Linked DNA regions of Homo sapiens: regions 1 and 2 are each linked to region 3. Evidence: read pairs that join two places in POLR2A ChIA-PET (ENCODE). Cell type or tissue: Panc1. All regions are shown on one strand.

Evidence for each region. Peaks named below come from ENCODE experiments on the same cell type or tissue, not always from the same donor. Only the 100,000 strongest peaks of a DNase experiment are listed, where the experiment ranks them.
Region 1: POLR2A ChIA-PET joins it to region 3 with 14 read pairs; 2 of 35 experiments call an interaction of 5 or more read pairs at or near these places.
Region 2: POLR2A ChIA-PET joins it to region 3 with 14 read pairs; 2 of 35 experiments call an interaction of 5 or more read pairs at or near these places.

What each region holds. Positions count from the first base shown.
Region 1 is chr10:72,235,445-72,237,944 of GRCh38, reverse strand. It overlaps ANAPC16 (anaphase promoting complex subunit 16), which reads right to left. Exons shown (of 4, transcript NM_173473.4): 4 at 2,085-2,500. Among named protein-coding and RNA genes, the nearest start is that of ASCC1, 20 kb to the right of the region's middle. In Panc1, no CTCF peak of the experiment used is centred here; no DNase peak of the experiment used is centred here.
Region 2 is chr10:72,566,183-72,568,682 of GRCh38, reverse strand. MICU1 (mitochondrial calcium uptake 1) reads left to right here. Exons shown (of 12, transcript NM_001195518.2): 2 at 1,889-2,050. The coding sequence starts at 1,890. Among named protein-coding and RNA genes, the nearest start is that of MICU1, 59 kb to the left of the region's middle. In Panc1, CTCF peaks have their summits at 373 and 572; DNase peaks (open chromatin) are centred at 722 and 1,082.
Region 3 is chr10:72,811,756-72,814,255 of GRCh38, reverse strand. The region is part of intron 1 of MCU (mitochondrial calcium uniporter); the gene reads right to left. Among named protein-coding and RNA genes, the nearest start is that of OIT3, 81 kb to the left of the region's middle. In Panc1, no CTCF peak of the experiment used is centred here; DNase peaks (open chromatin) are centred at 1,145 and 1,477; H3K27ac peaks cover 410 bases.

The sequences.
Region 1 (2,500 bases), 580 kb after region 3:
ACCTCTAAGGTCTCTTTCAGCTCTGCAATTCTGAGACCCTCTCTTTGACCAGATGCTAATAAATTTATGCACAGAAGGCTAGTGGCAAAGCATCAGCCTCCTTTGATGCAATCTCCATCCCAAACTTAGCTCTGGGAAAACAGGAAAAGATCTGGTATCACTACAGTCTGCCTGTAGCCCAAGCTTTTAACTCTCCCAAGTACCTGTTATTTAAGACTTTTATCTCTTTTGTGAAATGAAAGGCTTGGTTTTGGTTGAACTTTAGGCAATTAAAAGGCCTGGCAAGATATTTTCGGGAAAGTTAGGTGCTTTGGCAAAAGGACAGGGAAAGGCAAAGCAGCCTCCTCTAAGTGTAGTATTTCTTTTCTTTTCTTTTTTTTTTTGAGACGGAGTTTCGCTCTTATTGCCCAGGCTGGAGTGCAATGGCGCGATCTCAGCTCACCGCAACCTCTGCCTCCCGGGTTCAAGCGATTCTCCTGCCTCAGCCTCCTAAGTAGCTGGGATTAGAGGTGTGCGCCACCATGCCCAGCTAATTTTGTATTTATAGTAGAGATGGGGGTTTCTCTGTGTTGGTCAGGCTGGTCTTGAACTCCCGACCTCAGGTGATCTGGCCGCCTTGGCCTCCCAAAGTGCTGGGCTTACAGGCGTGAGCTACCACACCTGGCCTTAAGTGTAGCATTTCTTACACTTGCCCAAAAGGGCGCCAGCTTCTTGAGCAGCTTCCTCCTCTTCCTCTGGATGATAGGAATCTCCCAGCTCTGGCCCCTTCCCTTTACAGAGGTGAAAGTTCTAGCCTTAAGGCCCAAAGTTTCTACCACTTCTGTATCTGGTACTCTGACTGGGAACAGCAGATTCCAGGACTCCCAGCCATGTTGGGGAAGGGGAGCCACAGGCTGCAGGTAAATGGGCAGATAGAGAGAGATCCTTGGGTCAGGAACTTGATTTAGTTTCCAGACACTGTCATTCCGGTGTGTCACCTATGGGATGGCACTAATCAATAACATGTTTGTGTATCAGTGAAAACTCTGGACTTTAAAGCTGATGCTGGATAATTGTGAAGTCAAAATGGGAAATTTTTGTACGACTGTGTAAAACTAGCTATTTTACTGTTGATATCTCATTACGAGACAAAACAGTTATATAGAATTATGTGTCAGATTGATATGAATAATTTTTTTTTTGAGGCACAGTCTCGCTCTGTCGTCCAGGCTAGAGTGCAATGGCTCGATCTTGGCTCACTGCAACCTCTGCCTCCTGGGTTCAAGTGATTCTCCTGCCTCAGCCTCCCGAGTAGCTGGGATTACAGGCATGTGCCACCATGCCCGGCTAATTTTGTATTTTTAGTGGAGATGGGGTTTTTCCACGTTGGTCAGGCTGGTCTCGAACTCCTGACCTCAGGTGATCCGCCTGCCTCAGCCTCCCAAAGTGCTGAGATTACAGGTGTGAGCCACTGTGTCCTGCCCCATATTGAATCTTAAGAGGGTATGCAGAAGCCAACATACAGCTAATTCCTGTTTCTGAAGAAGCTGTTCCTTCCTCATGCTCAAGATCTCTTTTTGCCAAGCCCTGGGAGGGAGGACGGAAGGTAGCGGAAGCCTTATTTTCTCCAGGTAGTTACTTCCTTTTACCATTTAATCAAAAGTTTTAGGATTTTTCCTAATACAATGTGCTGGGTTGGGTTTGGTGGGATGTGGCATAGTGAATCTAAAAGAAGCTGCTTTGGATTCTGGCTGAGTTGAACTTAAATCCAGATTTGGCCATTGACTTAGCTGTGCAGCCTTGGCAAGTGACACTTGCTCTGAGCTTCAAGTTCCTTTTCTATATTAGGGGGTATTACGTATCTTGCTGTGTTATTCAGAGGATTATAATTCATGCCTGTGAGTGACTGGCACAAGAGAAGACAGATGACAGATCAGCAACTGGGACCATCTTTGAGCCCAAAGCATAGTAACAGGCGTTGTGGACGATGCAACATAATGACTGACAAAAAGGTATAGAGAGGGAGGTACTCTCTTTAAAAAATTGTGAGAGTCTTATTCTTGGTAAGACTAAAATAGCAGCTAAGTGATCAATGAGAAAGGTGCTTCAAAAAGCATTTTTGTTTAATGCTAAGATCACTTCAGTTTCCAAGGTCATATAAAGAAACATCCAATTTAGAGAAAAAATTCTGTAATAAGTTCAAATACCAAAGCGTAAAGATGATGTAACACAGTGCCTATGCTGCATGGTTACACAAATGAAACGAGAAAGGTAGTGATTGCTTCTAAATTCTCACTGAAAATCCAATTTAAAGGTTTATTGCAGTCTAGGTATTTTTAATTTTTCCCTTGGTGATTATCAAGATGGTTGATGCTAATAAGTACTATTAAAAAACTAAAATGCTGTCGAATATGGAACTTCTTTTAGTTAAGAATTATTAATATAGAAAATGTGAGTTGGTGGACTGGTACTTCTTGTGCTCTGATTTTTATTTATTTATTTTCTTCTTTTTTTTGAGACA
Region 2 (2,500 bases), 250 kb after region 3:
AACACCCAAATCTTTGCAGCTTACAGTTACACACATTTATTTCTCACCAGCATTCTACAGGTCAGCTGTGCTCAGCTGGCTCAGCTGGGCTTGACAGTGGTTTATTCCAGGCTGAAGTCTGTTCATTATGGATGCCAGTTTGAAGGATCAGTGTCTCTTTGGGACATGGTCTTCCCTCGATGGAGTGCAGGAACACAAGAAAACTAACAGCAGCACCTCCTAAAAGCACTTCATGGAACTGGTCCACATTCCATTGGTTAGAGCAAGACATATGGCAAGACATACGCCAAAAACTTAAAGAGAAGGAAATTTATGACCTGGCATTCATATGCAGAAGGGGAAGAAAAAAGTAGAAAAGTAATTTTGCCTAAGGGATGGGGGATGGAAGAGTAAGTATTTATTGAACAGTAATATGCACTAATACAGATGTTTCAGATTTAAAACAAAACATTAAAAGAATTTTTTTTTAAGTGAAGTTTGAACTATAGAGAATCTGGTAGGGAGGAGGGCTTCCAAGGACCTGGGTGTGAAAAATATTTAATAAAAACTTCAAAGCAGTGTCAGCATTATAAGGTAGGGGGCAGCAAAGTCTCCCCTCCTAGGTTGAAGTCTCCCTACCTAACTCCGAGACATTGAAGTATGGAATTAGTCCTCCCTAGGTTCAAATTCTAGATCTATCACTTCCTACCTTTGTACTCTTGAGCAAGTTATATTTTAGATCTGTAAAATATGGGTACCAGTTATCTTTTTTCATTTCAGCTCTAAACACATCTTTCATTGTCCCGTTTGTGATACTGGAAGTTTTTCCCTTGCCAGTTACTGTTAAACTTTGTCAGTAGAGAGACTAGAAGGACCCTGGAGGAGGGGTGTTTCTTGCTGAGTCTAGTGTGCCCTTTGTGGCTTGCTTCTATAGCATGCAGGAACTAGTGGGACACTCAATGGCACCCAGCTCCTAAGGAGTTTTAGCAGCAACTCTCATATGCAATTTCCTAGTGAAACTGCCTCCCCATGGGTGGCTTCCCCTGGCATCGCGAAGGTCAGCTTCCCAACAAATTCCGCTGGCATGAGTTGTCCAGTAGATGACTTGTTCTGGCATCACAGAGAGTGGCTTTCTAGTGCATTTTGCTGGCATGGCACCTTAGTAAGTTTCTCTGACATACATAGCTGTGCCCTCTCCACACAGTCTGATCTCTGCCCTGTGAGTGAGAGTAGACCTTTTATAGACTGGTCTTTTCTTGGTGCTCTGTGTCAGATCTAGAATAGTAACTGCTCCCTATATCTGCTATTTCTTTAACTTCTGAGTAGTAAATTTCCTGTTGTAACTAATAATTTTTTATTTTTTATTTATTTTATTCATTTTTTTGAGACAGCATCTTGCTCTGTTGATCATAGCTCACTGTCACCTCAACATCCTGGGCTTAAGTAGTGCTCTCACCTCAGCCCCCTGAATAGCTGGGACTACAAGTGCATGTCACCATGCTTGGCTGATTTTTTTTGGTAGAGATGGGGTCCTACTATGTTGTCCAGGCCGTTCTTCAACTCCTGGGCTCAAATGATCCTCTCTCTTTGGCCTCCCAAAGTGCTAAGATTACAGGCATGAGCCACATACCTGGCCTTAATAATGTTTTATATTAAAAGTTTCATACTCAAATTATCATGTGGTTTCTGTCTTCTAATTGTACTTTGACTAATATATCAGTTTTATAAGTAGTACTTTGCTCATAAGATTATTCTGAGGATTAAATGGGATAATATAAGCAAATTGTTTAGAATAGTGCCTGTCATAGAGCAATTACTTTAGTGTTTATTAGAAATGTTGGTAGGATCATCATCATCATCATCATAACTACCACTAGCTAAGAGTGACATTTCTACTTATTGTCCACAGGATGTTTCGTCTGAACTCACTTTCTGCTTTGGCAGAACTGGCTGTGGGTTCTCGATGGTACCATGGAGGATCACAGCCCATCCAGATCCGGCGAAGACTAATGATGGTGGCTTTCCTGGGAGCATCTGCAGTAACTGCAAGTACTGGTCTTTTGTGGAAGAGGTGAGTGTTATCCAACCATCTTGTTCTTGCGTATACTTTTATTCTTCCAGTCATCTCTGTTGTCAGAAAGGAGTTGATTTCTGGCTTAACTCTGTATCAGAATTTCTTGCTCGGATCATTTGGTATTGTTAATATTCGTCTATGAAATAAGATGTTTCAAAGAATTCAACATGCTAAGGCAATACTTAGGAAACACTGTGCTTCAAGGTCTGCCTGTCTCCTCTGCTGAACATTTTAAATAATGGGATAGGGATAGCAATAGCAGCTTTAGAAAATGAAGGCTTTCTGGCCAGGCGCGGTGGCTTACACCTGTAATCCCAGCACTTTGGGAGCCCAAGGTGGTTGGATCACTTGAAGTCAGGAGTTTGAGACCAGCTTGGCCAACATGGCAAAAACCCATCTCTACAAAAATACAAAAAATAGCCAGACACAGGGCGTGAGCCTGTAGTC
Region 3 (2,500 bases):
GCAGAATGCCATACTATAAAAGACTTCCATGGCATGCTTACAAATTAGGTTTTTACCAGTTTACCAGGATCAGGATTACCAGTTTCACCTGACCATTACTAAAGTCCCTTGTTGCACTCTTCCATTTGATTTGACCCTCATTTGTTGAACATGTGTGTAACTGCCTTTACTTTTCCATCCCCTGCCACTTGGATTCAAGTACCTCCTCCAATTTCAGAAGGTTAGATTAGGGGATTTTTAAGGTTTAAAATTCTTTGGGTCTAGGTGTTGAAACATCACACTGTCAGTTACAAAACACAGTGTGTAGCAAGAACCTAAATTATGTTTAAAAAATATGTATGTATAGACCTGAAGAACATAGACTAAATAGACCTGCAGGTTATAATTTATGTATAGTTTGCAAATTGTTTACAACAATCGTGTTGTTTCACAGTCAGGAAAAAAAAAAATCACAAAAATATGCTATCCATAGTGCAGACATCAAGAGAGATGGTATTTGCTGGGCGCAGGGGCTCACGCCTGTAATCCCAGCAATTTGGGAGGCTGAGGCGGGCAGATCACTTGAGGCCAGGAGTTCGAGACCAGCCTGGCCAACATAGTGAAACCCTGTCTCTACTAAAACTACAAAAATTAGCCAGGTGTGGTGGTGCATGCCTGTGATCCCAGCTACTCAGGAGGCTGAGGCAGGAGAATCGCTTGATCCCAGGAGGCGGAAGTTGCAGTGAGACAAGATTGTGCCACTGCACTCCAGCTTGGGCAACAGAGCAAGACTCCATCTCAAAAAAAAAAAAAAAAAAAAAAAAAAGAGAGAGCTGGTATTTAAATTAACAGATCCTCTTACACTTCTTTCCCAAGTTTTACCTGATTTTTCATTACCTTCTATAATTAAAGGGTTAGGTTTCTGCAGTCTTCAGAGTCGTTTACAGCTCTGGACGTTACATCACATTGTTGGTTGATGCCTTTGCTCATAAAAAGACACTGACTCTAAATGTTAATTTCCAAGTTGGCTGGTCAGCTGTTGCTCACTAGCAGTCCACAGCTAGCTATATATCATTTGAATTTATGTTCCAATGGGTTCTACCTGCCTTGCCAAAAGCTCTCATTTCAGCTTCCTATGGGGAATCTGTTTGAACGAACTCTTGCCATGAGTCATCCTCACAGCATATATAAAAAATCCAGAATGTTGGGCTAGGACACTGGGCTAGGAACTAGACTGTATTCTAAATGCTGGCAGCAAGGAACCCTCATGTTATTTAATGTTTAGTACAGCTTAGAAAAGACAGTGATGAAAGTGATCCAGGAATCAGAGGTGACAGTTAAAGCACATCTTGAAGCACTAAGCCACAGAGATGATTAACTTGTCAAGCTGCATATTTTTGAATTTACTCAGGGCTGGATACTCCTCTCCACCAACCTCCCACAGGACACTAAAAACCGGACAACATAAAGCCAAAGCATTTGATAAAACATTACATAAAGCAGTAATGGTTTGAAGAAAGCTTACTTCCTCTTTACATTGCTTTGCAACAATTTGCTTCTGTAAGGATAGAAAGTTATGTCAGAAAACAGCCCTTTATGTCAGAAAACAGCCCTTCATGATACTATTTTAAAGCATATCTCAATAATGAATACTAAAGATTACTCACTAGAGACCATCCCTGAGGTTCCTTTGTCCTTTTGCATCATGTCTTCAACCACTAAATCTCTGCATAGAATTCTGTTCTCTCTGGTCACTTTTCTTCCTTTTGTACTCTTTTGCTCTGCCCACTGTCTCCACCTCATATCAATAATGAAGTATAAGAAATCTGGAGTATGGGCGCAGTGGCTCATGCCTGTAATCCCAGCACTTTGGGAAGCCGAGGCGGGCGGATCACCTGAGCTCAGGAGTTCGAGACCAGCCTGGCCAACATGGTGAAACCCCGCCTCTACTAAAAATACAAAAATTAGTTGGGCATGGTGGCAGATGTCTGCAATCCCAGCTACTCGGGAGGCTGAGACAGGAGAATTGCTTGAATCGGGCAGTGGAGGCTGCAGTGAGCCGAGATCACACCACTGCACTCTAGCCTGGGCAGTAGGGCAAGATTCCCTCTCAAAAAGAAAAAAAACAAAAAGAAAAGAAACCTTGAAATTACAAATTAAAAGCATTTTACTCTCCATGTTAAAAAAAAAAAGCACTATAAACATCCAAAATGAATAGGTAAATAATATTATTTCCTAAAATACATTCAATATAGGAAACTGTTTTCAAGTGTATCTAGTACATAAATGACAAGGAACACAGGGTTGGCTGAATAAAATTTATTTTTTAACTAAACAAGAAGGAAGATACAGGGAAATGTTTCTGAATATATCTGTAATAAAGGAAAAGACAGCATTCAGAATTCTATGTATATGAAAATAATACTGAAAAAGCCAGTATGGTCTTTTGGTAAAATTCTTTTCAAAACATGTTATCTTGAGAAATTATCTTTTATCTTCAAAGATAAGTTAGTTAACATGA